Regions from separate parts of the Mus musculus genome. Here regions 2 and 3 are each linked to region 1. Evidence: chromatin loops called from intact Hi-C (ENCODE). Cell type or tissue: left cerebral cortex. All regions are shown on one strand. Links, peaks and the distances in the headings refer to the core of each region. The heading gives the core; the rest is flanking DNA. Region 1 overlaps Kcnb2 (potassium voltage gated channel, Shab-related subfamily, member 2). Region 2 holds the start of Gm51617 (a long non-coding RNA gene). Region 3 has its middle 16 kb from the start of Msc.

Region 1 (10,260 bases), core at 1,057-9,056:
ATGGATGGTGTTTACAGAACTAGCTACTGAGTGAGGCCCTGTGCTTTGGATATTGAGGCCCTTCTAAATGCCATTCCAGTTTTGCATATGCCAGGAAGCTAAAATTTGACACTCCCAAGCAAGCACAGGACATGTCTAACACATTATTTTAAGATGGCACATAAAAACTGGAATCCTTTGAGAACCTGGTTGCTATCATCCAGTTGAAGCATATTAACTAGTCTCTGTAAAGGCTGCTATGAATGCCCAACCACTGTACCATGAACACATTTTAACTAACATCTAGGATGCTGCAAGGCTTGGGACCAGGGAAGACTGAATCACCAGGGGTCTCCTTCCTTAGGAGAAATTCTGTGCAGTTTTGGAGAATTGGATAAACATAATAAAAATAGGGAAGTTTCATCTCATCACATTATTTACAATTCTTTACACATGATTCTGTAAGATGTTGTCCAGGTCTGAGCATTTAGCCCTGTGATGCCCATAAAAACGTGTTATTCTTATCAAAGTTCTCTGAATGCACATGCAAATCCATGTGACTGTCATCTGCGGCCATGAAACCTCCTTAATCTTTTCTCTGACACAGTAATCTGAAGAAGACAAAATTTGAGCTTTCTATATAAATGCGCTAGCAAGCAAGATAATCACTTAAGCCCGCTATGGCATCAGCTTCATTCCAGTTTCTAATTTCAAAGCAGTGTCTGTTTCTTAGAGTTAAGTAGACCAGAGAACAAAGCCAGGCACACAATGACTTCGTACGTAAATGAAACACACCATTTTTGCTTGAGAGTTCTCATCCTATTGATACGGTTGGGAGACTGTCAGGTACTGAAGCTTTGACCGATAAACAAAGAACACCCAAGTCCACATGCAAAGCAGGCTGAAAGAAACCATTGATTTGCTCTCTCTACAACCATGACTAAGTAGTTTGAAGATGAGACCGTACTTGTCCAATTGCTTATTGGCATCCCAGACTTGCCAGGGAAAACAAACCATTAGTTTTTAATTTTTATCACTTAAATAAATAAATGGTATAAATTGGTTGGTCCATCCTTTCCCTTCCCTTCCCTTCCCTTCCCTTCCCTTCCCTTCCCTTCCCTTCCCTTCCCTTCCCTTCCCTTCCCTTCCCTTCCCTTCCCTTCCCTTTCTTTTGTCTTCCCATTTTGATCTCATTGGAAAAGTAAAAATTTCTGTTGTATAGAAACCTAGACACTTGCTTTTTTAATGTGGCAAACAATGGTCAAATAAGAACATTTAAAATAGAGTCAATCTATTAACTAGATTTCAAGCTTTTAACTCTGGAAATTGTTTGTTTCAACAAAGTGACCATCTGTGCATTTGAGGACAGCACTAATCAACTCCCTCCCACTTACATGGCCTCAGTTTGGCTTTCTTTTTCTGAGAGTATTACAATAAGGGTGATATCTTACATATTAATGACTGCTTTTAGTCAACTGATTATAGTATTTATTCTCTCTCATTCTGCTGAGGATATATTTGGTACTAAATTCAACCTTTTGATTCCTGGTTTCACTTAGCCATAGATGAGTTTATTTTTATTTATTTATTATTTTTTATTTATTCACATGCTAAATAGTTAATGATTTCTCAATTTTAGTAATCAAAAAAGTATCACAAGGAATTTTTCCCTTCTCAGCTTAATAATTTACTGTGGGCTTTATGCCTTACAACTTCTTTTTGTAAGTAACAATCTTGTATTTAACCAGCCTTATATAAATGCATGTGAGGTTGATGTAAAATCAGCTCATAATGTAAACAAATTATTTTTCCTTTACTCTAAGATCCTGGAGTTGCTAAGCTCTCATGGATCTCATGACCTTCATATAGTTTTTGGTTCTACATCCCTGCATCCAACCTCTTCTGTGGTGTGCTCACTAACACAGCTGCCAGCCTCTCTAGACTTACAGAAAGTTGAAAAAAGAAGCCCACGATGTTGTCATTTAATTGCTATGAATCCTCCCTGCTTTAAACTGTGAGTGTGTGTGTGTGTGTGTGTGTGTGTGTGTGCGCGCACGTGCATGGAAGTCAGAAGATACCTTGGTGGAGTCCTATCTCTCTTTCTATGTTCATGTGAGGATGGAATTCAGGTATGATCAGAAGTTTTTGGAAAGAACTGCACTTTATACTGAACTTTCTTTGGTTTAAATGATTATTAGAATTCAATGACTCTTGGAACATTGGGATGTTTTAAGTCCGGAGGCTAAATACAGGTTGTGGCTGTAAGCTGACACAGGTTGACAAGCTTACAAAACAAGCACCTTTACTTGCTGAATCATCTCTCTGGACTGTTCCTAGCTTTTCTGTCTTTTGTGGTTTTTATTGTTTTGGGGATTGCTACACACCCTTGTTATCTTAAAATACCTATTTAGGAGTTTCTACCGTACTTAAGACCTTATTGTCCCAGATTAAAAAAAAAACCCACAGAAACCTTTAGATCTATAACAAGCTTTAGAGCACCACAGCTGGACAGATATCAGCCTTCTATGCTATTTTCTCTGCTTCTTGGTGGTGATGCCTGAGATATGACTTGGGCCTGTTCTGACTGGACCACTCCTACTCCATCAGGCCAGCCCTTATGGCCATGTGCTCATGATCCTCCTACCCAATGTCAACTTCCTTCTTCTTCCTCCTCACTCTTCTTGTGGTCTCTACCTGAGACCCCAAGCCCAGGAACCAATGCTTTGCCCATCAATCAGGGATAACTTGGGAAGGGGGCAGGGTTTACACAAAAATGCTGGTGTATGTGAAAATTCACTGTGTTGGGGCCACTAGGCCTTGGGATACAGAATTTAGCATTCAAATACATGGAAGCACCAGACTACCCTCTACATATTTCTATTAAAAATGCTACCCTTACTGCCTTTAGGTATGGTTGCTGTGCATCAGTAGGTGGCAGAGAGGAGAGAAGCTGTATCTAAGCTTAGTGTTGTGACCTCTGAACATCTGAATGATGAGTAGCCTAGCATTCCATGAAAATTATTGAACCTCAGATGATTACCTGTTCAATACCAGGGGCCTTAGACAGGGAAGTAGCCTGAGATAACCACAAGTCTGGCACCATTCAGGCTGGGATGGGCTCCCAGGATGAATCCAGGGCAAGAGTGAGCCCGGGACAGACAACCCTTGCAAAAGACTATTCGGGCATGCTCAGGTTAGGAACAGTTCTGAGATGACCACTAGACTAGTGCTATGGGGCCAGGAGATGGAGCTAGCCTGAATGACCACCACTTGGGTGCTGCACAGGCTTGGCAGGGGCAGACCACGTTGGAGTTGAACCCTGTCCACTTGCACTCCTGAGACCACTCCTAGAATGACCCCAGGTACTAGGAGATCCCAGGAGCCACTAAGAGGAGCAAGAAAGTGGTGGAGAAATGGAAAAGAAAGAGAAACAGAAGGGTGTGGACACAATGAAGACAGGCAGAACTGGAGACTTGAGGATAGTGGGGAATAGCTTAATCTGAGTAGCTGGTGACTGCTATCCAGGGCTCCATCTGGGTACATGACCAACAACAGCAGGAGTCGGTTACCTTCAAAGGTTAGGCAGACATCCCTAGTTTGTGACATGTTGATGATATTTGAGGACTGTGAGGAACTGGCCCTTCCCCTCAAGTGGGCATTGTGGGAGAGCTGGCCCGGCAGCATGAGAGCAGAGGAACTGATCCTCTTTCTAGCCAGCTGTACCTCACCTGGGCAGCACTGTAGAGTGGCCCTGGATTTAGGAGTTGTGGGAGAACCAGCTCTGAGGGTGTGAGAGCTAGCAAAGTGACCAGCTCAGATACCTCTCAAGCCTAGTTCCAGGGCTTTGAATTGGCCCACTCCAACATCTATCCCATCAATAAACTTCTGCGGTGCATAAAGGGACTGGTCCTACAGATCCAAAACTAGAGTATCTCCATGACACAGGGCATCAACAGGATACCCAGGAGGAGTCAAAAACAAAAAATAATATCGTTACCTCCGCAAAAAAATTTGCCTTTCCCTAAACTTCATTTTCTTCTATCTTGCTATAGTATGAATGTTTGCATTCCTCAAAAATTCCACTTTGTTAGGGGAGGAGGGAGATATGAACAAACTACATGGTATATATTTATAAATTATAATTATGAGCCCTGATTATGAACATATGCTAATAATTCAAAAGAAAAAAGTTTGTATGTTCAAATTTTGACAGCCAAGGTGATGGTATTTGAAGGATTCTTTGGAAGGCTTGGCTGCTAAGAGTGGGGCCCCATTGGGCAGGATCTGTCTCCTAATAGAAGAGACGAGAGAAACTTTAAGTAAGGACATAGGGAAAAGATACCTGTGAGCCAGGAAATACGCCAGACACAGGCTGCTCATGCCTTGATCTTGTTCTTGGCTCCCTTCATAACTGTGGGAAATAAGTGTCCATTGTTTATAAGCTACCCAGTGAACAGTACCTTGTTCTAGCAACCTGAAAAAACTAGGGCATGTCCTTTTTTCACTTTGCCTTTCTGAATTTTTCCTAAAAGACAAACATCATCAAAGCACAGTTTTTGTAGCACAATGCTACCTGTTGGGATGGGAATGGCAAGACTTCCAATGTTACATACTCATGAAAGTCTGGGTGGAAGGAAGTCGTCTCTGGAGAATCAAGATAGCATCTCAGCTTTCTAGGAGAAATAGCAACCAACCACTGGTCTGAAATGGGTAGGCTCGAATCCTGGCACTTACAGATTGATGAGAGGTTTGTGTCTTGAGCCACCTGTAATGTCCTGGATTCTAAGATGTGAATGCTTGTAGTGCTTTGTCTTGGCTGTCCTTTGAATTCAGGAATTCATTCAATGCTGTTGTCTTAAAATGGCGGAACTGAGGGTTTCTAGGGATATTGTACCCAGTCTGAAAGCAGAACAGGATCCTAACAGCTGTCTGTGTTTGAGTTTGGAAATGAATAGTTGGGTGTACCAGATGTTTTTAAAATGCAGTTTCCTGTGGGAAAGGGTCTGGATCTTACCATTATATGCGCTCCAGCCAACATTTTGAAATATTAATGAGAAACTCTGCATTCTGGAAACAAATTGATTCATCTATGACACGAGGCTTGTTCTCACCAGTAGGTGTCTCTGTTCCATCATGCTCTGGCCCAAACACAGCCAGGCTTCTCCTGGACCTACATGTTACATAAAAGGCATCTTTTCTTTAGAAATCCTATACTTTGGAGAGAAGATATAAACAACTTCTCTTTATTTATACTCACTTTGACTCTGAATTTGGCCTTGCTTCACATTGCTGGTTGCTGAAAATGTTGGAGGGTGTTTTCAAGATAAACTCCCTTTTCATTCTTTGGTACTTAAATTAGCCCAGTTGCTAAGCTTTATCTCTGTTAGATAAAACGGTGCATTTCCGAGAAAAACTGCAATAAATACAGTGTAGGCATGAAGCCCGTTCAGAAGGCCAGAATCTTCCTCCTAAACAGTTGTTTCCTCTCTGATAAAATGGAGCTTCGGGTTAGGCTACACAGGTATTCATCTAAAGCACGAATCTTTGAGAGCTGGTATTGATAACAGCAAACTATGTGGTCTTGGGCTCTAGACTAACTGGGTCCATATTTGGACTCTGCCTTTCATTCTGTTTGCTTGTCTTTGAGTAGCATCCTCAACCTGTGTGCCAGTTTCCTCATGCACAGAAGGATAATGATGATAATGCTATTATTCTGTGACAACTCCATAGAGATTAAACCTCATATGAGTTCAGGTACTCTGAACACCTCATGGTGTATATGGGTTATATATGATAGACATTGTTTGTACATATAGGATAGAGCCCCTTCCTGTTATCACTTTTGACCCAGCTGAATTAAGGCAATGAATAGTTGCTGCAACATTGAGGTGCATGCCTCCTTTACAGCTTGTCTCACTTACAAAGGTTTAATAAAATTGCCTCATGGATTTGTCCCCTGACTGAGTGATTTTGCCTGGCCCGTGTAATTTCTTAAGGGGAGAGCCAGCTGCCATCTCTTGCACTCCCAAGGAGGTTTTCTACACAGCACAACTCAAGAAATGCCTTCCACATGGAGTTGGTTACAGACTTCAGTTGCTACAAACTTAACTTCAGGAATGAGGGAAATACAATTATTCTGTGTTAAATCACAACTAAGCATGAAAGTGCACACAGCGTTTTACTACATGACCAAAGAGTCATCCTTATCTTCCAAATAAGCTTGACTGATATATAAACTAGTTAAAAGGAGAGAATTAGTAGTGACAAACACACATGCATTAGCTCACGTCAATCTCTTAAAAATACTTTTAGGTGGGTTTCATCATTAATTCCAGCCAACAGCAAGGAAGCAAAAGGACAAATGACTCATCACCACACCCAGTGCTTTGTTAATGAACGTATTCCATGTATTCTCACTACTACATGTCAGTTGATACTACTGATATTCCCAGAGAGATGCTGAACTCTGCCGGGCTGATTCCTCAGGTAGCCCTGTTAAATAAGGAATGGCTTAGAGATGCTCATCCTTTAGGGGAACAGTACTGGACAGGGCGTGGAGTCGGACGAAGGCTCAAAAGCGATGATCCCTGGGATTCCTGGTCTTATAATCTTATTATTTGTGCTTTAATAAGCACTGGTTTCTTTTCTCTCTGGCTCAAGGACCTCTCACTGGCCAAGTGAGAGGCTTGGGACTCGTTAACTATTTGTAAAGCAGAGAGAAAAAGAATTAAAATCTTTTACACAGGCAGTACACACACACACACACACACACACACACACACATTCATATACATACATACTCTGGTTGGACCTGAATACCTAGCTCATCAACTCCTCAAGTATTTATGCACACTTACATGTACACACATATGCCTACACACACATATATAGAGAAACAGACATATACATATATATGCCTCATTTGATCATAATGTACACCTGTGGCATCTTTCTTGGCTCTGACCTAGAATGAATGTTTTTCCTGGATCACAAATTTGTCCCAAGCCTATTTCTCTTTTTAGTGTAATTGTGAAAGCTCATTGTATTTCTTATTATGCAACTTTTACTTAAGATTTTATGAGGAATGGGCACATTCTATTCTTGAGTCTAGCTTTATTATATATTTCTGGCAAAACACCCTAAAACCACCCCTTAAAACTTCCTAGTATTATTTAAACCAAACCAAGAATCCTATAAAATCACTAATTCATCTAAACAGCATTAATTCATGGGAGTTCATTTTAAAGTTGATTTGTAGGAAATCTGTCCAATAGGGTGGGCTGATGCCTAAGAATCATTAGACTATGTAATAGTGATCAGCTGCAAGAAGCAATCCTGAGGTGAAGTCTCCTGGGACCTTGCCTCTCAGATTTCTCCCATTGTAGGCCATGCAGAAACAGCCACCTCCAGGAAAGTCACCTGCCAGTCTTAGCCTCTCCCAGATGGCTCCTGATACTCACACTCAAACTAGAACCAAGGAAGCACACAATTCCAGCCAGCCAAGAGCTGATGCTCAGTGTTTGGGTGCCAGGTGCTGCGGGGAGGGGCATCCTGATTGACAGAAAGAGTACTCGGCTTGGGCTGTGGTATATTTTGGTCAATGCTTATAGTAGACTTTTCTTTAATCATGGCTAGGTAAAAGTGCTTGCTATGAAGTCTGATGACCTGAGTTTGATTCTGTAGATCTAAATAATGGAGTTGAGAACCAACTTCCATAAGTTGTCTTCTGACCTCTACACACATACAGTGGCATGTGTACCTCTTCCTACTAAAATAAATAAGTAGGTAAATAAATAAATAAATAAATAAGAAAGCAAATCACTTGGTACCTCGGTTTATTAATCTGTTCAATGTCATTTTGAAGTAAAAGATTTGTATGGTGTGTGCATGTGTGTGTGTTTGTTTGTTTCACCTCAGTTGTGAGTTTAGTTGGAATAAAGCTTGTTAGTCTGAGGGTAAATAAAGATCCTAACACAGATGAATTGAATGTTCACACAAGGACAAGTGCCAATTTCAAGTCTGTCTGTGTTCCCTGTAAATGAAGGGGATGCAAAGCTGGTCTCAAATCTCCAAAAGTCATTGAGAAGACTCTCAACTGGAGCCTAGAGATGTGGTCTGTCATTGGAATTTCTGCTTCCGAGAGACCTTTTAATATTTACGAAGTAAAATAAATTCTCCAATTGGATACACATGCAATGCAGAAAATTGCTACTGATGTTATATTGCGTTTAATGTCTTTTTCAAAAACTCCTTGAGAAAAGAATAAACACATTATGCTTGGATGGCATATTCTATAGAGGAAGTCTCCTCTGTAGAAATGACTTTAGAATTATTACTTTCTCTTTCCTTTGCCAGTGTCTGACAGTGCATGATAAAAAATTAGGATGGGGGCATCCAAAGCTAGACCCTGAGTTTTTTTTTTTTTTTTTTAATCACATGCCAAACAACAGCACAGAGGTAAAATCTCATTACTGCAAGTCAGAATACATTTGTTCTTGTGCTGCTGATATGGATTATTTTTAATAAGTACACTCGCATATTAACTAACTATCCATATTTGTAGATTCTTTTCACCTGCTGTAATTTTGCTTTTGTTCCTACCCATCTATAAAAACACTTGTCTTGGGGTCCTCCCTGATCATGACTTAATCCAGAATGCAATGGGTCCTTACAGTCCCTTTTCAGGTGCTTGATAAAAGTTTCTTCTATGTACCACTTCCTCATCTTGATGTCACCCACTTCCTCCAATGCCAGGCTGAAATTGCCTGCTCTTTATTTCCTTCATGCCCGCCACACCTCTGCAGCCGAGTCTCACCACCCCAGTGTTTGCCAATCACTGCTAGCGTTCCTTTTATTCTTCCAGTCATGTCAGTGGTTCCCTATTACCATCTAGACACAGGTGGTTCTCAAATCTACATTTCTAAGAGAGTTGCTGCCACTATCAGTAGTGATATACTGAAACTCTGTGCTTCTCAACATTATATCACCCAATAGCTTATGAAATAGACAATGCCATCTTCCTATCAGTTGTAATGTTCTCTTTTGTCTGTGACTCTATGTGCATGTTGGTCCTACATCTGGTAATGTTCCTTCTCTTCTCACCCCACTGGCATACATCTGGTTTGCAATTAGATCACATGTCCTCTGGCTCTGCCCTGAGACCAGGTTGAGTGCAGCTTCAATGTTTCTCCTTGTTTCTCCCATCAGATCATTTGCTACACCAATGGCTCTTCTGTGGCTGTGTTGCTTGTTTCTAAGCTTTGTAACGATAGTGGCCATATCCACAGCCTTTCTTTTGACTATTTATTTATTTATATTGAAAATCTTTGGAATGTGAGCAGTGTTTGGCAAATATTGGTTGGCTGTCTGACTAAACCTGAAGTTTTAAACTTCTTGAGACAATTTGAAAAATAACCAAGAAGAAAAATAGTTACTCTTTTCCTATTCTTATAGTACCATGGGTATAAGATGGTTGAGATCAGCCCCTGCGTTGAGGGTATTTTTGTTGATGGGTCTACTAAGTCAGAGGGGTGGAAGCATCTTTTAAAGGGTGTTCCTCCCAACCCTTGTTGATCCTCTAAGGAGCGGCAGGCATGTCTGAGGTTATGTGACTCAGCACTGCTCCTGCTGTTCTGCAGCTGCTGTGTTTGTATGAATCTCACCACTTCTGACTTTGGCCATAGCAACACCTTTCTTCTTGCCTTTGCCTCTTCCTTTCCTAGGCCTCTCTTTGTCCTTCAGCCTCCATGAACCTCCTAAGTTCTTAACCTGGTCATTGTGGGTTTGACATTTCATAACTTCTTGTTTATAAGGCACGTGGCAGTGCTTCTGAGAGGCTGTTTATAATTCTGCCCAACTCTTATCTTTCTAGCCTCACTTGCCTTCTAAGCCTAGTCATGCTCATTTTGCTGTAGCACACCACGAGCTTGCGGTTGCTCCATCCATCCATTCATCATTCCCTAACCAATCCACCAACTGACAGAGTGGTACTGAGTGCCAGACATTGGAATAAATTGCTGAACAAATTTAGACATGATTCCTGTTCTCAATTTCTGGAGACAAGCATTAATCAAATGATCAATAAGCGAGTTTATTTACAATTAAAATAAGATCTGTGAAGGAAATACTGAGACTTAGTGCCATGAAGATGGCTGTCGTGGACTTGAGGGTCAGGGATGCTTCTCTGAAAACATGGTGTTGCAAGGAACAGAAATGACAGAACTAGACAGACACAAAACAGTGCCTCCAAAATCCTCGCTGAATGAAACAAAAATGCCATGG
Region 2 (10,260 bases), core at 1,378-9,377, 62 kb after region 1:
CCTGAGTCTCCTGACAATGTTGTGAGCCTCTGAGTCATCAGATTAGCCCCAATTTTTATTTAGTTTTAAATGGAAAGTGACTTTTGAGAAACAAGTTTGAAGATGTACACAAATATAATGCATTGTTAACAAAATTAGTGTCTGACAGTTTCTCTGACTTTATTTCAACAATGAAGAGACTTTGAGAAGGTAAAATTCTGCATTAGTTAAGACCATTTAAAGAGGCACTGTCTAAGGAACAGTACTGTGAGTGAGCCACAGGTGTGGTTAGAATTTCTGGTAGTCACATTAAAATTAACACAAACAAAAAAGATAAAATTAATTTCAGTAATATATCTTATATAACCCAATATATCAAAAATATTTTCACTTAAACATCTAATAATAGCAAATTTATTAAAGGAATATTTTACTTTTTGTATTTGTTTAGATCATTATTACCACTATTATTATTGATGCGTGTTTACGTGTATGTGCAAGTGATCAGGTGACTAGAAGAGACTGTAAGGTCCCCTGGATCTGGTGTTGCCAGTTGCAGCTGGAGTTTTGAGCTCCTTCCATGATACCCGTGCCTCATGGATGCTGGGAACTGAATTCCAGTCCTTTGCAAGAGCACTAAGTGATCTAAATAGCAGAGCAGAGCGATCTCTCTTGTCCTACTCCATTTGCTTATTCCCCTCCCCCAGTCCATTTCATAATCTGATGAATTTAACTCTTGCACACATCTCAGCATGAAGCAGCCAAGCCTGTGCACCCTAGAGCCACAAAGTAAGTGCACTGAGCTTGAAGAACCATAGCTGTCACGCTAATACCAAACTGCAGGCACTTCTTGCCTTTATTTTGTGCAAATAAAGACATAGGTTATACTCTCTTGCAATAAGAAGAAAGTGAAATGACTTCTTTATTCCTTGCATCCATTTTCATTCTTTATATAGACAGTCCTAGTTCTCTCATGTCTGATCAAAGGTGCTAGGGAACAGCTCAGAACGTAGCAGCAGTCCTTTCCTTCTATCTCATTTAAAAAGTGGGAAGGAGGAGGGTGATGATGAGGATGAAGAGAAGACGCCTCCTTGCTTAATATAGGGCGGCATCAGCATTGTCCCCTGAAGTGGGCCTATGGCCATGTTGGTCTCTTCTATGGAGCTACCTGGCAGTCTCAAATGGCATGTTTGTCTTAGCAGCATTCTAGGGTTGAAATCAGATTGTCTGCTCTTGAAGCAATCATGCCATCAGTGGAGAGGTACACTCAGTTTGGCTTTTTGCAGGAAGGCTTATATCCCTCTCTGGCTGTCTGGGAAGGTTTGGGATCATTTAAACTTCTTCATATCACAACTCTTGGTAAACTTCATGAGTTGAATGAGAAGAATGAGCAAGCAAGAAGTACAAATGCACCAAAGTGTCAGACGACATAATAGATCCTTATTTTTCTTTTCTGTCATAATGGGTCCCCATGGTGCATCTTGTCTCTAACAATACAACACCACAGCTCTCAGATGGCCCCACTTTTGGGGCTAAGCTGTTATGCTTAACAAACATTTGAGTGTATTTGGTGTCAAGGCATAGCATGTTTGGCAAACAAAGTCAGATGCAGTATGGTCCTGGTCCTGTGGGTGCATAGGATTCTGCCTGACAAATGATGGGTGTGGTAGGGAGCCCTGAAGTCCCTAGATGGTGGAACAGGATTGCTCACCTCCATATGTGACATCTGATCTTTTCAAAGATTGTTTCCTAAGACCTAAGGGTTCACAGTACTGATGGGAGGAAGACAAAGCTATCCTAAACTATTGAAGAAGGAAGGAGAACAAGATGCCAGGCAAGTCCCTGCCCCTCACACACTTTTAGCTAGAGCTTCTCTAGAGCAACTGAGACACTAGATGCTCTTACTCTGAAAGTCAGTGGAGGGGAAAAGTCCTTAAAAGTAAGCAGAGCTCTGGTTTATATTCCATGTTGTAATTGATGATTGACAGATTGAAAGGCCTATATTTAGAAGCATGGTTTTTATAGGCATTCAGAGAATGCTTAGCATTAGAGAGAATTCTGGTGGAACTAGTATAGCTGAAGAAGATGAGACAGAAAGTCGTTTCAGCCAGTAGAGATTTGTAAGCTGAGAGGGCAAAAGCTTCTTTTAGTGGGTAAGGACATGAGAGCAATTAATTCTTTGCTTTTCCTTAGAAGAAATGATATATAGTTGGTGAAAACTTCTAAGATTAGATCTAAGAAAAATAACTAATAACTTTGTAGTGCTAGACTTTTAGTTTCTGTTTTGGTACATATTCCATTGAAAACACTTCCAGCAGTGGGCAGGCTCCTCAACAAGGGTAGATAGGCCGATTGCTATTTACTACTGTGTCCTGTGTCTGCAGTGTGCAACAATGGCCAACTTAATGGGTTATATATACATCAGATTGTGTGTGTATACACACACACACACATATAAATACACACTATCTGATATATATATATATTTGCCTGTAGGCAAGTCCTCTAGACATTTTCTGTTCAATGTGGGTGGGCCCAGCACTCTGTGAACAGTTCCCTCACTGAGCAGGTTGTCCTAGGAGTAGGGAAGCAGGCTAAACTAAACAAATCATGAGGAGCAACGCCGTAAGCAACACTGCTCCAGTACTGCTGCAGTTCCTGTCTTCCCTTGATGAGTTATGACTTGTAAGTGAAATAAACCCTTTCCTCTCCAAGCTGCTTTTAGTCATAGTTTTATATCATGGCAATAGAGCCTAGTTATACAGCTTTTTTATTTTAGGTGAACACAAATTATGTCTTGCAATAAAAGAATGACATCTTTCCACTGTTCTGATGGCAACAGTAAGAAACTAAAGCACTAGCTGCTCGAGTCTCTAAGAGAGATGCCATGTCCTACTTTCTCACAAGTCTGAGCTGATTCAAGGTTATACTCTAAACTCTGCCTTCTTCACATTGTCTTAGACCACACTTGTGGCTCCTGCTTCTAATAACAGCTACTCTACAATCTCCTCTGGACACTTAGCTTCCTGGACTAGAGTAGAATACAGAAAAAAATATGTCTCCCCCACCTCAAAGCACAGGCACTCAGAGAGGCCCTGTGATGATGGAGGCAGATTACAGTGATGGTTCACAAACCAAGGAACACCGTGGGCTACTGGGAAACTTCCAGAGACAGAGAAAACCACAGAATAGTCTCTTATATGATTCAGAGACAGAATATCTCTGCCAATATCTTAGCTTGTCGTCCAACTTACAGACTATTGTATAAGACCTTTTATACTTTCTACTTAAAAACTCTCCCTATTTAAAAACTATATATACATATATAGTTTTTAATAGGTATATATATATATATATATATATATATATATATATATATATATATATATATATACCACACACAAGCACCACACACACACACACACACACACACACACACACACACACACATTGCTGAAAGGACAGACAGATGAATTAATGAACGTTCGAATAGTAGCTTTGGGAGAAAGGCTGGGAAAGCAGCATTCTAAAGATTTAGTCATCGATTTGTTCTCTATGTCCTATTCCGAAGTGCTGTCTCTGACCAGAACAACCTGCCACTGACCTTAACCCAAGGAAGAGAAGATCATAAATTCAAAGAAATCATTTAGAATAATAATTAACATTTCAGTTTTGTTTGCTACAGGTAGCTCTATGTGTCCACATGAGCCTTGAACTTGAGGTTTTATGCCTCTAAAGTGTTAGCATTACAAGTCTGTACAAGTGGTAACTTCATCCAGCTACAATTTGTTTTTATAACAGTTGATAATACAATAATAGTCAAGGGCTTGGTTACATTTATCCTAAATTATTCATCACTATTGTTTACAAAAGTATCTGTGCAGAACAAATTGAAAGAAGACAAACACATGAGACAAATTCCTTCACATGAGTTTTAGAAATGCTGTTCTGAAGCCTGCTCTGCAATCCCCACCTTACTGTGGAATCAGATCAATAACTGGAACATCAGAATGGGCAGGGATAGCTGGAGCTGGCCCTTTCTTATCTGGAAAACAGTTGTATCATTTTGGGTAAGCTCTTGAGTTTATGATCCATTCTTCTTGGTAGATGAGGAAACAAAGCATCTGGCCAGTATATATATATATATTTATTTCAAATGCAAATTGGGCCTTAATGGTGTAAATGATGGCATCCCCAGCAGTTAGGGAGGATTCTGACAGAAATGTTTGGTGCAGGAAGACGCACACACAAGGAATCATGGAACAGGGCTTTAGGCACGAGGGCAAACCTGGTTGTGATCTGTGAGGATAAGGACCAGTTAGAGAAAGGTCAGTGTTACTGTGATGTACTTCCCATAGACTCCCCTTCCCCTCTCCACTCTCCTTCCATAGAAGCACATACCAAAGCTCCAGGAGCCAGCTTCTGTTTGCAAGGAGTTGGAGAGCTGCGAGGACCACCTCAGTTCTGGGGATGAGGATTTGGGTTAGAGAACATCTGCTGATTTGCCCAGAAGACCCAGAATATTGTAGCCATTTGTCTGGTGCTTTGTGCTTTTACTCATTTGAGTAATCATTGGTTTTACAGAGGCTTTTGTTTGTTTGTTTGTTCTTTGTTTTTGTCTCTGTTTTTAGTTTGTGTGCAGGGATCACTTAGAGACTCTTTAGGAAAGCAGGGACTGCCCCTCATGTTGGTAGCAGACTGATCAAATGACGGTGAAATGCTTTACATAGTCAAAATTATCTCCTATCCTTGATTGGTTGTATAATTGCTAAAGGAAATATTTGTCCTAGATGCAGCAGAATTTACAAATGGCTTCACAAATATTTAGGAAATCAAAGAATTATTAAATAGCGATGGGGAAATGAGAGACATTAAGGAAGCTGTTTGTAGCTCTGTCTTCCATCCCAAATGATTAAGATTTAAAGATGCTAGAAGAGGCCAGGCCTGTTAGTTAGTACATGGTTGTGATCCCAGCACTCAGGAAATTGAGGCAAGAGAATCATGAGCAAGCAAGCAAGCAAGCAAATAGATAACCAAACAGACAAATCAGATCTTAGCTTGGGAGGTCTGGTGTTTAGGGAGAAACTGGAAGGCCACTTGGGGGCAGTGTTGTACAGTGGACCAGGACAGTGGCCAGAAGTGGGCTTTTAGTTGTTTCATGAGTGAACTCTTCATTCAAATACATGAAACCATCTGACATTTGAAAGAACCTTCAAATGAAGCTCAAGAGTCTCTTCTCTTTAGCTCACCTCTTACTGGAACAGGAAATGTGCTTTGGGATCAGTGACCATTTGCTGGTGTGTTTTTGCTGTTGCTCAGGATAGAGTCAGAGTTGCTTTCTTCTTTCTGTGGAGTAATAACACAGTACCTTACAGGGCATTCAGTTGGTGTTTTACAGCTGCATGGAGAATGGAAGAGGCTCTGAGCTGTACAAAACAGAAGATAGGACCTATAAAGTTGCTTTTGACTGGGACATTTAAATAACATTTAGTTGTTTAGTGTTAAAAATAAAATGCCAGTAAAAATGTTGGAAAATGCTTATAGGATAAAAAAGGAAAATAAAATACTGTGTAAATCATGAGCTTACTAGAAAATATACATGATTGTTAGTGAGAAAAAGAGAAGCCAGTGCAAATGAGAAATAACTGTACTTGAGTGACATGTGTCTTATTGCATTGGGTGATTGTTTTATGTATGTATGTATGTATGTATGTATGTATGTGTGTGTGTATGTATATATGCATGCATGTATGTATGTATGTGTGTATGTATGTATGTATGTGTGTATGTATGTATGTATGTATGTATGTATGTATTATTTATTTACTTTACATCCCAATCACAGCTTTCCTTCCTTCCTTTCTTTCCAGTCCCTCCTTCACATCTCACCTCTCTCCATCCACCTCTCCTCCCCTTCTCCTCAGAAAAGGGGAGCCTTCCCATGAATATCAACCAGCCTTGGCATATCAAGTTGTAGTAAGACTAGGAGCATCTTTTTGTATTGAGACTAGGCAAGACAACTCAGTTAGGAGAAAGGGACCCAAGGGCAGGCAACACAGTCAGAGTGAGCCACTGCTCCTGCTTTAGGAATCCCACACAAAAACCAGCTGCACAACTGCTACTACAATACAACTGCTTGAATAGATTATTACATTCAATTAGCTACCCTTAGGCAAAAATAAATGTTTCCCGATGTTGACAAAGGTGGCTGGGCTCTAACTGACGTACCTGGAAGAGGTCAGATATTGATATCTCTGTGCTTTATGAAACAGTCACCCTAATTGATGGTACAGTATCTTTTGAATGCAAGGAACAAGACTGCTGGAAGAGATCATGTATGTTAAGGAATGATTATTTTCTAGTAGATTCCCAATGGTTAGCAAAGGATCTCAGTGTTTGATAGGATTTCTCCACATTGGTTCTCCATACTATTCCATTCATCAGATCATTGTGAATTTTCAGATCGTGTCTCATGTGATTTGTGCTTTCGACTCTACTTACACCTTCAGGGCTTTGGAAATTGCACATTGGGGAGCTCTTTGCACAGAAAAATCTTCAGAGCCAGAGCAGGTCTTTATTTTGAAGAGCTGTAAGTACAGTCAAGTCCAGTTCTCATGACTCTCAGTACCAGCATTTAAAAGAGACAGGCGATTAACTTTGGAGGAATCCTGCCAGACTCCCAATAAAGACAACATGGTGCTCAGAACTTGTTGGGAGCCACCCTGTTTAAGTGTTAACTGCCTTGTCAGCCATAAGCATTTACTTAAAAAGTTTTGGCCTTAGTGGAAAAGTACTAGCTTAGTTGAGATGTCTATGGAAAAAGTTGAGGCCTCTGTAGGAAAGTACTACCCCCAGTTAAGAACAAATAGCTATAGATCTTGTGGACAGGTACCTAGCAACCCACTCTGTTCTGTTCCTCCTGCTGCACTTTTTACCTAGCCAATATCCTGCTTCTGGGAACAGGTGCGTTCTCCCAGAAACAAAGCAATTCTGCATCATCCCCCTCCCCATACCCTGCTTCTATTGGGCATAAAACCTGCCTGGGAAAAATAAAATATGTCAGCTTACTCAATCAGACTTGCTGTCCATTCTTTGTGTTTCTTGTCCCCCCTCTTCTCTCCACAGGTGGTTCCTCAGACCCTGTTTGACTGTCCTGCTGGCTAGGAGTAGAGTTCCATCTCTAAGCTCAGGCTTGCCTCTCACATCTTTGCTTTCCAGAGCTTTACTTTTCCTGGTGAGGCAAAGCAACCATCACTAGCACAATTACAACTTGGTTCGGTTTAATTTTGGGTCAGCAATTGTCCTGGTTCACAGGCTTGCTGCACTTGCATAATTTCTTTCCTTCAGACCTGTGCTAGTTCCATGTTCCTTGTTAAAGGCAAATGGCTATTGAAACACATGGGATGAACCTTACTAGAGGAATATCCACTTGAAGACATCTCCAACTGACCTTTCCCTGCCTGCTGTCAATTGGGACCACTTGAAACCAGCTGCCGTATTTGCTGGGATGTTGCATAGTGGTAGAATCAAGAAGCAGTGGAGTATGAGTTTCTCAAGTGGTTCTTTGGGATGCTTGTATTCAAAGATATTGATCAGTTTACATTTTTCGCTTATTCTTACTTAGTTCTTTCTTGTCCTCTCATGTTCTATACAGAAACAACCTCCTTTCCTCTCTTAAATCAACTCTGTTCAATGCTTTTATTTTAAGTCTTGATTTTGATCTTTCTGTTCTTTAGAATTGTCATTAAATATCTTTCATTAGACTTTTTATACTCACTCATTATTGGGAAATAATTTTTCACAGATCTCTTATGTATGTCTTTGAGCAGTTCTTTGCTCTGTCTTTTTCCTGGTCTGTTATCTCAAGGATGTTTGAATCCAGTACATAATAGCCGTACAATAGAGACAATGGTTTTCCACTACCAAAGCAGGGTAGGCTCACCACTATTTATCATAAATGAGCTCTGGTCCTTAAACCAAGGGTTCTCACATCTCTTATAAATGAAGAGTCATCTGACCATTTTAGTATTTCCCTGTGGAACATAGAGATCAGCATAAGAAACCTCTAATGTTCTAGCTACTGCTGTGGTCCTTTTCTTCTGACTTAGTGGTCTTGTGTCTCCTGCCACTATCAGTGGTCCTGTACAAATACTTTGAGAGTGGGTTAAATTTCAGATCTTTCACAGTTTTCCACAGCTATAATATCAGCTCTTCAAATCATTAAAAGTAATCTTTCTTTGTTTCTGTTATTGCAATAATTCTAGTTATATTGTCTCTTGCACTCACTGCTCTGGGAACTGCTACTACTGTTACTAACTACCAACCCTGCTGTGGGGAAGGTGTGAGTGACTTTCTCATTGGCAAATTTAGGAGACTACCTTTACCTGATCGAATGATACCATACCTTAAACACATTACACACTGCCAGATGCTCCAGTCAAACTATTTACTGTGGCATTCCAGGCTATTTTAATAACTTTAATTTCTTTCACATGTCTGCCTGGCTTAGTTAATGTGGCTTTATGGTCACCCTTCTCATAGAATGTAAGAATGCACATTGCTTAAAGAACAGGTTTGCAGGACTGGGATTGGAATGGAAAGTGAATAGATAAATAGATAAATGGTAAAAGATTTAACACACACACACACACACACACACGAATAGGTTTCCACTTTTTGTTTATTGCGTTGTATGTTTCTTGTTTTCAATTGAAGCAACTTTTTCTTGGGGCACCCATTTCATTGGTGACATTCAACAATTTGAACTTAAATAACATAATGATAATTCAAGTGTAAGTGAGGCAAATTGGTGTAAGAGCAAACATAACTAGCTTTTAGGGGTGGTCTCCTGAGACCTTGACGGAATACCCCATGGCTGGGATAAACCTGAATCAACTCGATTACTGAGGGAAAAAGATTTGAGACGAGCTGTCACAGCAGACCAAGTTTGAGTCCGCATCTACAATATTTAAAATTGATTCTTCACTGATGATGTTTGGTTGGTAGAGGAGAAACTTAAATTTCAAAAGCAAGTAACTTAACCTTGAATAAGAGCTTTGCTATGGTATCATTCGATCAGGCTTTGCTAAGCTTGAGATTTTATGTGTCGTCACAGAATATATTAACTTGGGCTTGGTGGGGAGGATGTGTGGGTCTTTCTCCCTTCTCCCTTTCTTTCCTGGAAAGTATTTAAGAAGATGTTTTTTAAAAAAAATACTCTGAGAATCATTGCTCTTACAGCAGCAGGTATGGGTGTGTTACTGGAAGGGAAGGTGGCTATGATGACATAGACACTGTGTTACTAAAAGCAGCAGAAAGGATGAAAAGCAGAGGAAACAGTCAGTCCCCACTGGCATTGGATCCTCTCCATTGATAAGCAATGATTTTTAGTATCCAATTATGAAATATCTGGCCTTTTCTTTTTGCCGTAATGACATCACTTCCTACCCTTATACCCTCCCTACCCCACAGCACAAGTGAAAATAATTTCTGTTACAGTCTCACTTTCTGCCTCAGTCTTCATAGAAGGACATATCTGTCTCCATGGTTACAAAGACCAGTCCCATGAAAATAGCCATTTGAATGCTTTAATCTCAGATATATTATTTTTGTCTTGTTTACATTATCAAGGCCTTGAAAAGGACTTACAGAATAGTATTCATAGATATTTTAAAAATACTATGTGGAGTATACCACACCAGAAAGAAGTGGAAGAGAGAGCTGGGTACCAGTCCGAAACTACCTTTAGTATTACTGTGGCCTGAGGTGAGCGACCTCATTTCTTAGGTCACTCTCCACATTTGGAATGTTGTAAAATAAGACATTTCTCAGAGTGGTTATGAAGTGCAATGGGGACATATTTTCTAGCAGCCTTGACAGCTTATAAAGACCTGTCAGATATGCATCCTTCCCATTGTTGTTCCATTCACTCTTGCTTCTGACGTTATCTTACCACTGATCAGAGACCACGCTTTAGAAAAGAATAGGGGCTTTCTATACATTCTGAGGATTTCCGATGGACCCAGAGTGATAAAATCCTTCCCTTTTGTTTTGTGGTACCAGAGACTGAACCAGGGTCTCCTGCAAGCCAGGCAAGTGCTTACTACTCTGCCAGATTCCCAGCCTGGAAAAACTTTGTATAGACTGGACTAATTACTGAATTCATTTCAGCATGCTGTAGTTTATAGTTTATCCATGCACATAATGACTAGGTGACAGCGTCTCCATGAGTGTAATCAGGGAGGGCCTCTAATATCCTAAAGCTTGAAGAATGAGTTTTGG
Region 3 (10,260 bases), core at 1,108-9,107, 940 kb after region 1:
CTCTGCTACTTATGCAGCTGGAGCCACAGGTCCCTCCATGGCCCTCTTTGGTTGGTGGTTTAATCCCTGGAAGCACTGGGGGTACTGGTTCATTCATATTGTTGTTTCTCCTATGGGGATGCAGACCTCTTCAGCTCCTTGGGTCCTTTCTCTAGCTCCTACATTGGGGACCTTATGCTCAGTCCAATGGTTGGCTGAGAGCATCCACCTCTGTATTTGTCAGGCACTGGCAAACTAAGTGTTATTACTCTTTGATATGATCTTTCTCTTTCCTTCACAAGATGATGTTGATTTTCAGAATTTCTTAGCTTTGAAGCACCTGACATAGTTATCACAGGACCTAGAAATGTGCACAGTCAGGTGTTAGCACTTGGCATGAGCTCTATTTTCTATCTAACTACTTGAAAGATTTCTTGGATGGAAAAAGAACTGATTGAGAGTATAGGCAGTAAAAGAAAAAAAGCTTCAAAATCAGAAGAGATGTTCTGAGCCCTATGAGAATATCTCACAGTTATTATCATACCTTTTAATCACACACAAGATATAGCAATATGTCTCTGATTATCTTCATTTACACATAGGAAAGCTGAGGCTCACAGACATTAGGAATGTGCCAATGGCTACCCAGGGTAAATGGTAGTCATAGCTTAAACCTGTCTCTTCTAATTCAGAACTCCATTGTATCTCCAAAGGATTGTTTGCCAGGGTGTATAGAGATGGGGACAACGGCCACTCAGGCCAAGCTTACTTTAAGTGTTAACTTGAACTTCACCTTGGATGTGAACTAAGAACAGTAGATGAGTTGTAGAAATACATAAATACATCTAGCTTAAAGAGTTTAAAATAGAATGGAGTCCAGAATGTGAGTCAGAGCTCTCTTGCTCTCTTTCTCTCTCTCTCTCTGTGGGGAGATGCTAGTCAAAGCTACCTAGGAAAGACTTGTGAGTCTAAGCAAATATTTTTAGTTTGTTGTCTTCATTTTCTGCTGATATGGACAGTTTAAGTCACATACTCTCTCTGTGGTTACTGGAAGGAAGAGGTCCAACTTCATGAAGGATTTTGTGAAGACTCCTGGAGAACCCAGCATAGGCAGAAAGTGGCCAACCTGAAGATGGGAGCCAAGCTACTGAAAGGAAGAAAGGAAGGCAGAGCCAGTTAAAGCCTACCTGGGCAACCCTGCTGTGACTAGAACAGTCAGCTAATTTTGTATGTAGGAGTTGTTTAAATGAGTTTCAGATAAAGACTCTCTCTCTCTCTCCTCTCTCTCTCTCCTCTCTCTCTCTCCTCTCTCTTCCTTCCTCTCCCTTCCTTCCTTCCTTCCTTCCTTCCTTTCTCTTCCTTTTATTAGATATTTTCTTTATTTACATTTCAAATGTTATTCCCTTTCCAGGTCTCCTCTCCAGAGACCTGCTACATCCACTCCAGTAGTGACTCGCGTGGCAGGCCTAGAAAACTGGACACAGTCCTGAGGCGAAAAATTCATGGAAACGTAGTCTCCTGGAACTGTGGCATACCATATAACAAATGAGCCAAACTTTTCCTTACGAATGGATCTGTGTGCTTTCTTTCAGTATTGTTTTGTTATAGGTGCCTCCAAGCAATGACTTGCCATATACCTAAGCAAAATCGAACTTTGCTTCCTGGCCTTCACCAATGCCCTAGGTAGTCCTTGAGCCAACCCTGGGCTTGGAATTCAGTAAGAATGTTGCCTATTCAGTGACATTCAGAATTGCCTGTAGTATTATAAGAGAAATAGTGAAAAGAAATCAGGCATTACTATCTACTACATAGAGTTAGAAATCTCAGGGCAAGCTGAGCAAAGTAAGTTTAGAATTCTTATTATATTGTAGTATATGGCAGACTACACTACTTATTAGGAGAAAGTCCCCCCACACAATCACTTAGAATAATAGCCAAGTTACTCCCATATGCAAGAATTTACAATGACCTAGGAAGAAGGAAGGTTGTGGTCTAAGAAGGAACTAGAGTAAGTACTTAGAACTATAGATAGCTGAGTTACACCCATACACAGGAATTTACAATGGCCTAGGGGGGAGGTGGACTATACAATAGACTAGAATTGGAACTAAGGCAAGGGTGTGAAGCCCTTGACCCTGGCTGCTAAGATTAAACTGACCTTAGGTGGGGCTGCTTTTGAACAATTGGTTCCTGTTAGCTTTTAGTATGCAGTCTTCTGTTTTGTTGTAAAAGTAATTTTGCATCAGATAACTTCAATGTACCTTGGATGGCCTTAATGTATCACTTAACTTCTCTGTTTTCTGTAATATATAAGACTGATGCTCACTTTGACAAATTGCATCCAGATACAGCACTCCTTTGTGTCTGTTTGTCACTCTTTTCATCGCCAACTCCTTGCCCACCTGTCTGGAACCCTAATTTCTCCTGCAGATTGAGGGGGGCCGACTGGTTTACGGCAGAAACCCCTTTCCCCTCCTCTATCCCCCTGCATCTATGAGGATGCTCCCCCCACCCCGGCCCACTCTTGCCTTCCTGCTCAGGCCTTCCCCTACACTGTGGCATCGAACACCGACAGGCCCAAGGGCATCTCCTTCCACTGATGTCCAACAAGGCCACCCTCTGCAATATATGTGGCTGGAGCCCTGGGTCCCTCCATGTGTACTTTTTGGTTGGTGGTCCAGTCCCCAGGAGCTCTGGGGGAGGGGGCTTCTGGCCAGTTGACATTGTTGCTCCCCACATAGTTCTGCAACCCCCTCCCCTCAGTTCCTTCAGTCCCTTCTCCAACTCCGCCATGGGGGAATCACTCACTCAGTCCAATGGTTGGCTGAGAACATCCATCTTTGTATTTGTCAGACTCTGACAGAGCCTCTCATGAGATAGCCATATCAGGCTCCTGTCAGCAAGCACTTGTTGGCATCCACAATCGTGTCTGATATGGTAACTGTATATGGGATGAATCCCCAGGTGGGGCGGTCTCTGGATGGCCTTTTCTTCAGTCTCTGCTCCACACTTTGTCTTCCTATTTCCTCTTGTGAGTATTTTGTTCCCCCTTTGTTCTAAGAAGCACTGAATCACCTATACTTTGGTCTTCCTTCTTCTTGAGCTTCATATGGTCTGTGAATTTTATCTTGGGTATTAACTTTTGGGCTAATATCCACTTATTAGTGAGTGCATACCATGTGTGTTCTTTTGTGATTGGGTTATCTCACTCAGGACGATGTTTTCAAGTTCCACACATTTGTCTGCAAACTTCATGAAGTCATTGTTTTTAATAGCTGAGTAGCATTCCATTGTGTAAATGTACCACATTTTCTGTACCCATTTCTCTGCTGTGGGACATCTGGGGTTTTTTTTCCAGCTTCTGGGTATTATAAATATGGCTGCTATGAACATGGTGGAGCATGTGTCCTTATTATATGTTGGAGCATCTTCTGGGTATATGGTATATCTGGGTCCTCAGGTAGTAGTATGTCCAATTTTCTGAGGAACCGCCAAACTGATTTCTAGAGTGGTTATACCAGCTTGCAATCCCACCAGCATGGAGTAGTGTCCCTCTTTCTCCACATCCTTGCCAGCATCTGCTGTCACCAGAGTTTTTGATCTTAGCCATTCTGACTGGAGTGAGGTGGAATCTCAGGGATGTTTTGATTTGCATTTCCCTGATAACTAAGGATGTTGAACATTTTTTAGGTGTTTCTCAGCCATTCAGTATTCCTCAATTGAGAATTCTTTGACTTAGCTCTGTACCTCATTATTAATAGAGTTATTTGGTTCTCTAGAGGCTAAATTCTTGAGTTCTTTTTTATATATTGGATATTAGCCCTCTGTCAGATGTAGGATTGGTAAAGTTCTTTTCCCAGTCTGTAGGTTGACAATTTTTCCAATTGACAGTGTCCTTTGCCTTACAGAAGCTTTGCAATTTTATGAAGTCTCATTTGTCAATTCTTGATCTTAGAGAACTAGCTATTGGTGTTCTGTTCAGGAACTTTTCCCCTGTGCCCATGTGTTTGAGGGTCTCCCCCACTTTCTATTTTATTAGATTCAGTGTATCTGGTTTTATGTAGAGGTCCTTGATCCACTTGAACTTGAGCTTTGTACAAAGAGATAAGAATGGATCAATGTGCATGCATGTACATGTTGACTGCCAGTTGAACCAGAACCATTTGTTGAAAATGCTGTCTTGCTGGGCGGTAGTGGTGTGCACCTTTAATCCCAGCACTTGGGAGGCAGAGGCAGGTGGATTTCTGAGTTCCAGGACAGCCAGGGCTACACAGAGAAACCCTGTCTTGAAAACCCTGTCTTGAAACAAACAAACAAACAAACAAACAAACAAACAAAGCCATCTTTTTTTCCACTGGGTGGTTTTAGCTCATTTGTCAAGATCAAGTGACCATAGGTGTGTGGGTTCATTTCTGGGTCTTCACTTCTATTCCATTGATCTTCCTGTTTCTCATTGTACCAATACCATGAAGTGTTTTTTTTTTTTTTTTCCACTATTGCTCTGTAGTACAGCTTGAAGTCTGAGATGGTGATTCCCCCAGAAGTTCTTTTATTGATGAGGATAAAGACACTTTCTGCTCCTCATAGGTGAGCCAGAGTTTTTCAAGCTTTACCAGTAGCAAAAGAGAAAATTAGTCTGTATTGAAGTGGAGGTGACAGTAGACTTAATAAAAGCCACCAAGGAGATGTGTGATGGCCTCTGAAGATGATAAGCATTTCTGTACTTATGGGGACACCTGTGGTGGGGATTTCATAGAAACATACATTTATAACCCTTCTGAGCTACAAGGAGCCTCCTACACAATTTATGCTATGTTCATCACATGGCCTTAACACTAACAGGAATGAAAACTAATTAAATACTTAACAAGATTACCTAGGCACAGAATCCGGTGCAAGAATTTAAAATTATGATTCCTTCAAACTAGGTAACTACTTAGGAAGGGTTTGTGACTAAATGACACTTAACTTATTTTAAGGTCTCAATAATCTGTCACCAGATTCAAGAAAATTAGGAAACTTTCGAAAGTCACCTCCACGGACAGTCTGCTCACACATCCACCTTTCAGTTCTTGAGGACTCTGCCACTCAGGAAAAGCAGCAGAACTGAAGTAAGCCAAAACCTTAGGCTTCAGGTCCCCTCAGCGGCGGTAGCTCCCATAGAAGCATGTTACTAGCTCGCCATCTTGTGCTAAATACTGGAATCGCAGGCAATGTTGAGGAGCCCATTGGCCTCACAGAGAGGCATTGCCCCCTCCCCCCGCCCCCCTCCGCCCTCCACCCCCCTTCTGTCCCTCCCCTCAGGCCTAGGTGACAAGAGTACAAGGTTTGGGACCGCATTCAGTGCAGCTATAGCCTACCAACATCAAAACTGTTTGAGCTCGGATCTCCTAGTAGACAGATCCCCGAGGCAAAGGCATGTGTGCAGACTCATGATGAGGCATTTGCTGCAGCATCAGGGCCAGGAAATGCCTGGAAGAAGAAGCGACTCAGGACCCGGGACCCAAAAGGCTGCAGGGGCAAAGGAGGTTAACAGGACTTGTCACAAAGGCCCCAGGGCCTACCCAGTCTCCATATAGTGCTGTTGCTAATGGTGGTCCTGAGAAGCAGAGAGGGTTCCTGCGGCTCCAGCTCCATTCCTGGAGGTCAGCTTACCCAGTCGCTCCAGGACGCCCCGGTGTGGATAGGCTGTTTTCTCAAACAACACTCTTGGGCCACTCTCCTCATATCAATTCCATATTCTATCCATGTGCAATCATGAATAGAAAAGGGAAAAGGCAAAGCAATGCCGGGGGCGGGGGGGGGGGGGGGAGGATAACTCCTCCATCTTCACTCATTGACCACAAGTTGCGCCCAGGTTAGTGATCAGAGGCACGCATGGAGGAAGCTGCTGAGACACGACACCCTGCTGAGACAAGCTTCCTTTCTAAAGAATTAAAAAGGGCAGGCGTCCTTGTTTACTTGGCGATAAAACTCTGACCATAAGCACCTTCTGCATCATAGTTCATCACTGAGGCAAGTCAGGGCAGGAACTCAGCAGGTAGGAGCTGAAGTTAAGACCAAGGCCATGAAGGAGAATAAACGCGCTCCTTGTGGTTTGTCTCAGAGGCCTTTTGTATACAGCCTAGGCCCACCTGTGCAAGAGTGGACCCACTCATGGTCATTTGCGCCCACCTTGGTTAATGAGGACTTAAGAAGATGCTACAGGCCCACAGGTCAATCTGAAGGAGGTAGTTCCTCAGCTGAGCTTCTTTACTCAGCTAGTAGCAAAAATGAAGCAGAGCAGCAGCATCCTCGCCTGTGAAGCATATTAGAATGGCCAGGCTCTACCAAAGGCCATAGATAGAACACAGATTCCACTCTTCTGATTGCCCACAGTTGGCTGGACCATCCTATATTAATCATCAATCCATAAAGTGATGTTTCTTATAGAAGAAGTCTATCTTCATGCCCATAAATAACCTTCATAGAACTAGACTGGGACCTGTGGGTAGAAACAGAAGAGGTAAAACTTTAAAAATTTCACCTATCAGGAAGTAACATGGACAGGGCAGAAATACCAAGAAGTTGTTGCTCTGGAGGTCAGGGCTTAGCTGCTGGCCTGAAGGTCAGAAACAGGGCCCTTCTAGATGGGGGAGAACTTGTCAGTCCCCCCACAATTTCCTTCTGTGGCTGCTCTGTGGGAATGGGGCATTACTAACTGGAAGGTCAGCCCCTTGTGGCTGTCAGAGGAGAATCATAACAGCCATGCAGACACAGGCCAAGCTGATGGAGACAATTTCTCAGTGGGCCTTTCCTCTTCTCAGGTGAGTTATCTGTGTTAAACTGATAAAGACTTACAAACCACCATGAGCAGCAATATCGGTTGGCAGCCTGAGATAAAGAAAACCATGGATAATTCAAGAGTTGGCAATCATAATCTGTGTGTATACTGCCCACTTATGGTCAATAATATTATCTCAGGAATAGATGTTACAAAACCATAGTGCCACATGGAATTTAATCATTTTATTGTCCACTATAAGTCATAGGTATATGTGATATAAGGACAACACATGTATGCAGTTTTAAAACCTCTATACATAAAAATATGCACATAAGTTATAAAAAAGTCAAATTATTTGTTACATTGAGTCAAATGGAGCCTATATTCTCTTCCTTGCTGAATTGTTAGCAAAAGAACAGATTGGCAATAATTTGAGGTGTGTTTTTCTGAATAACAGATGTTCATCTTATTTTTCTTCTATCATGCTTTCCAAATTTGGAGGTAGGGGGTAGAAGAATTCTCAAGGGAAAAAAAAATCACAAATAAAGTTGACACCCCTCCCCAATTCTGGCATTTAAAAACTAGTGTCCAACTGCCAGACACATAACATCCTGAATGAAAGAGCACTGTGGCAGGGTTCTCCCTGTCCAATTACCTTAAAGTATTAGTGCAGCAGGAGGCCTGCGATTGGACATGAAAAGGTGAAGAGTTGCAGGGACAGAGAGTGACTCAGAGGAGGGAGGAGGAGAAGCTAAGATGGAAGCACACAGACAGGAAGAAGTTCCTGATCCCATGTGGTTTTAATAGTCACAGGTAGTTATAAATATCATATAGGGATAACTTGTCTGATCTAGGAAGGCAGCTTGTATCATTATCAATTGGCTCTGAAATTACTGTGTGAGCATTTTGAGAATTGAGAATTTATTGATCCATAAATCTGACTTGTTAATTATAAGCTTCTAGAGTTTTGTTTCTACCGGGTTGCTGGGTGTTGTGGCAGATGACCGTGGGGTGGACGGTCATTGTGTGGGGTTGGCATGGCAGCAAAGGGAACTTGGGAGCTTCAACCCTGCCAGAGAGTTGGTAGGCAGAGAGTTACTGGATGGAGGGTGAGAAATTGTCAGTTCTTTTTAATATGTTCCACATCAGAACACCTCAAAATTCAGGAAACTATGTAGGAAGAACTGTTTCAAAGTAGGAGCAAGCTTTTACAACACAATCCTGTTGTGTTTTATAAAAGACCAGGGTATTTTTGACAGAGGGAGTTATGGTGAGATGGGATGGGGTGCTCTGTGGGCCTGTGCTGGGGCATCCCTTTTCCCTGAGGTACCAAGGGGACCAGCCATAGGATGGGTATAGTGTAGAACAGAGTTTATTTGGGGCATAGGTAGAGGAGTTGAGAAAGGAGTAGAGACAGAAAAAGACAGACAGACAGACAGACAGACAGACAGACAAGAGAGTGAAAAGAAAAGAGGAGATGCTGGTCAGGAACATGTGGAGCAAGAGGGGAGGGGGAGGAAGATTGAGAGTAGAGGAGAGAAGAGAGTCAGAGAGAGAGAAGGGTCAGAGAGAGTGACAAAGGGCCAAACAGCCCCTTTTATAGCAAGCCAGACCTACCAGGCTGTTTCCAGGCAACTGTTGGGCAGAGCTTAGAAAGAATGCCAACACCCCCACCCCACACCTCTGCCTGCCCGCTTATTCTGATTTTTCTCTAATGGCCATATCAGAGGGACTGTCCTTTAGGTTGGCAGCAACTGCTGGTAACCATTTAGAAACTCCCGAATGAAGGTGGAGGGCACTGTTGCCTTCTTTCTGTTTTCCAAAATCAGTGTGCAGTTCACAGAGAGCAGCCATAGAATGAAAGTGTAGGAAAGCAGGTGTCTCCTCCCCAGTCCTGAAAGGCCCTGTTTCTGACCCTCAGGCCAGTTAACCTCTGACCTCCAGGGCAACATCCTCTTGGAATTTTGGCTTCTTCTTTGCTACTTCCTGAGTCTCTTTTGAAGTCTCACTATCTCTGTTTCTTGTCCCACTTGTCCCAGAGCCCTGTCTAGTTTTATGAAGGTCATTTATGGGCATAAATACAGATTCGTTTTACAGATTTCATTTGAGTTGAAACTTGGGTTTTCATTGCCACTATACCCACACAATAGGGTCCTTCCATCTGACTTGGGATATACTAAAGTTTGTGCACATCATCGTCTATAAGCCAAGTCATGGGCATTGGTTAACTAGAACCCTTTGGCAGCTTCTCCTCTGATACCATGGTACCCATGAATGCATCCTAGGGTTGTTCAGATTGATGCATGCATAATTTTTTATTCTCATTGCTGTGACCAAATGCCTGGCAGAAAGCCACTTAAGGAAGGGAGAATTTGTTTGGGGTCATGGTTTGGGACGCCTGACCTCAGTCTCTGTTTCTGACCTATCCCCATTATGGAACAGCTATGATAGGACAGCAACAGCCTTCTTGGTGGCATGGTTATTAGTCACACCAATCAAACCACAAAACCTTTGACTACAAGCTGTCCTGTTTACAAAATATACTAGGGCAATGCTGGCACAGAACTGCAGGAGTAGCCAACCAATGTCTGATTTGTGACAAGGGCCACTTCACGAAAAGGAACCTATACCGAACACTGAACCAAGAACTAAGAACCAGAGACTAGATAGCAGAGTCCTAAGCTAAAACCAAACACTATTTGTCTTTTAAAAAATCAATAAAATGATTTCTAATCATATTATGCTATACTCACAGTCAAGACTTGTTCAGTTGTCATCAAAAATGCTTTCTCCAGCTTTAGATGGGAATAAATGCAGAGATGCACAGGTAGACAGCATGTAGAGGGAGAGAGCCTAAATGGGAGTTCTCCATCAAAGCCCTTTTCCCAGAGCTCGGGGAATCCTGAGGAATAGAAAAAAATTGTAATAGCCAGAGAGGATGGAGGACAACAGAAGAACACTACCCTTTAAATCAACCAAGCAAGGAGGTATGAGCTCACAGAAACTAAAGCAGCAATCACAGAGCCTAAACGAGACTGTACCAGGTCCTCTATGTATATATTATAGCTATTTGCTCAATATTTTTGTGGAACATCTGCCTGTGAAAATGAGTGGGTCTTTGACACTGTTTCCTGCTCTTAGGACTCTTTTCCTCCTGTTAGATTGCTGTGTCCAACCTCAATACGATAGTTTTGGTTTCATCTTATTATAGTTTATTTTGACATGTTTAGTAGTTATCTCTTAGAAGCCTGTGCTTTTCTAAGGAAAAACAGAAAAGAAGTGACTCCACAGGGAGGAAACTTGCAGAGGAATGAGAGAAGTGGGATGTGAGTGCTATAAATAGGATGTATTGTATGAGAAAAGACTATTCTCAATACAATAAAAAAGGAAAATAAATTTATGAAACCATTTTTTAAAAAGCGGTCCATAACATTCAGGATAGAAACATAAAGGACAGCAATTTTATTATTTATGGGATCTTGCTTTAATTTTTAACTAATTGATTAGTTCTCTGT

The links. Peaks named below come from ENCODE experiments on the same cell type or tissue, not always from the same donor. Only the 100,000 strongest peaks of a DNase experiment are listed, where the experiment ranks them.
Region 2: it touches region 1 in a loop (2.8-fold over the local background); 2 of 42 quality-filtered maps call a loop at or near these places.
Region 3: it touches region 1 in a loop (7-fold over the local background); 2 of 42 quality-filtered maps call a loop at or near these places.

The regions. Positions count from the first base shown.
Region 1 is chr1:15,678,663-15,688,922 of GRCm38, reverse strand. All of the region lies in intron 2 of Kcnb2 (potassium voltage gated channel, Shab-related subfamily, member 2), which reads right to left. It also overlaps the pseudogene Gm25227. Among named protein-coding and RNA genes, the nearest start is that of Gm51617, 66 kb to the right of the region's middle. In left cerebral cortex, for the core only: a CTCF peak has its summit at 5,092; a DNase peak (open chromatin) is centred at 5,166; H3K27ac peaks cover 638 bases.
Region 2 is chr1:15,616,914-15,627,173 of GRCm38, reverse strand. All of the region lies in intron 2 of Kcnb2 (potassium voltage gated channel, Shab-related subfamily, member 2), which reads right to left. Gm51617 (a long non-coding RNA gene) reads left to right here and starts at 9,310. Exons shown (of 4, transcript XR_003947747.1): 1 at 9,310-10,260. In left cerebral cortex, for the core only: a CTCF peak has its summit at 5,073 (motif pointing right); DNase peaks (open chromatin) are centred at 2,518 and 5,087.
Region 3 is chr1:14,735,121-14,745,380 of GRCm38, reverse strand. No RefSeq gene overlaps it. Among named protein-coding and RNA genes, the nearest start is that of Msc, 16 kb to the left of the region's middle. In left cerebral cortex, for the core only: CTCF peaks have their summits at 5,163, 6,688 and 6,891; a DNase peak (open chromatin) is centred at 5,157.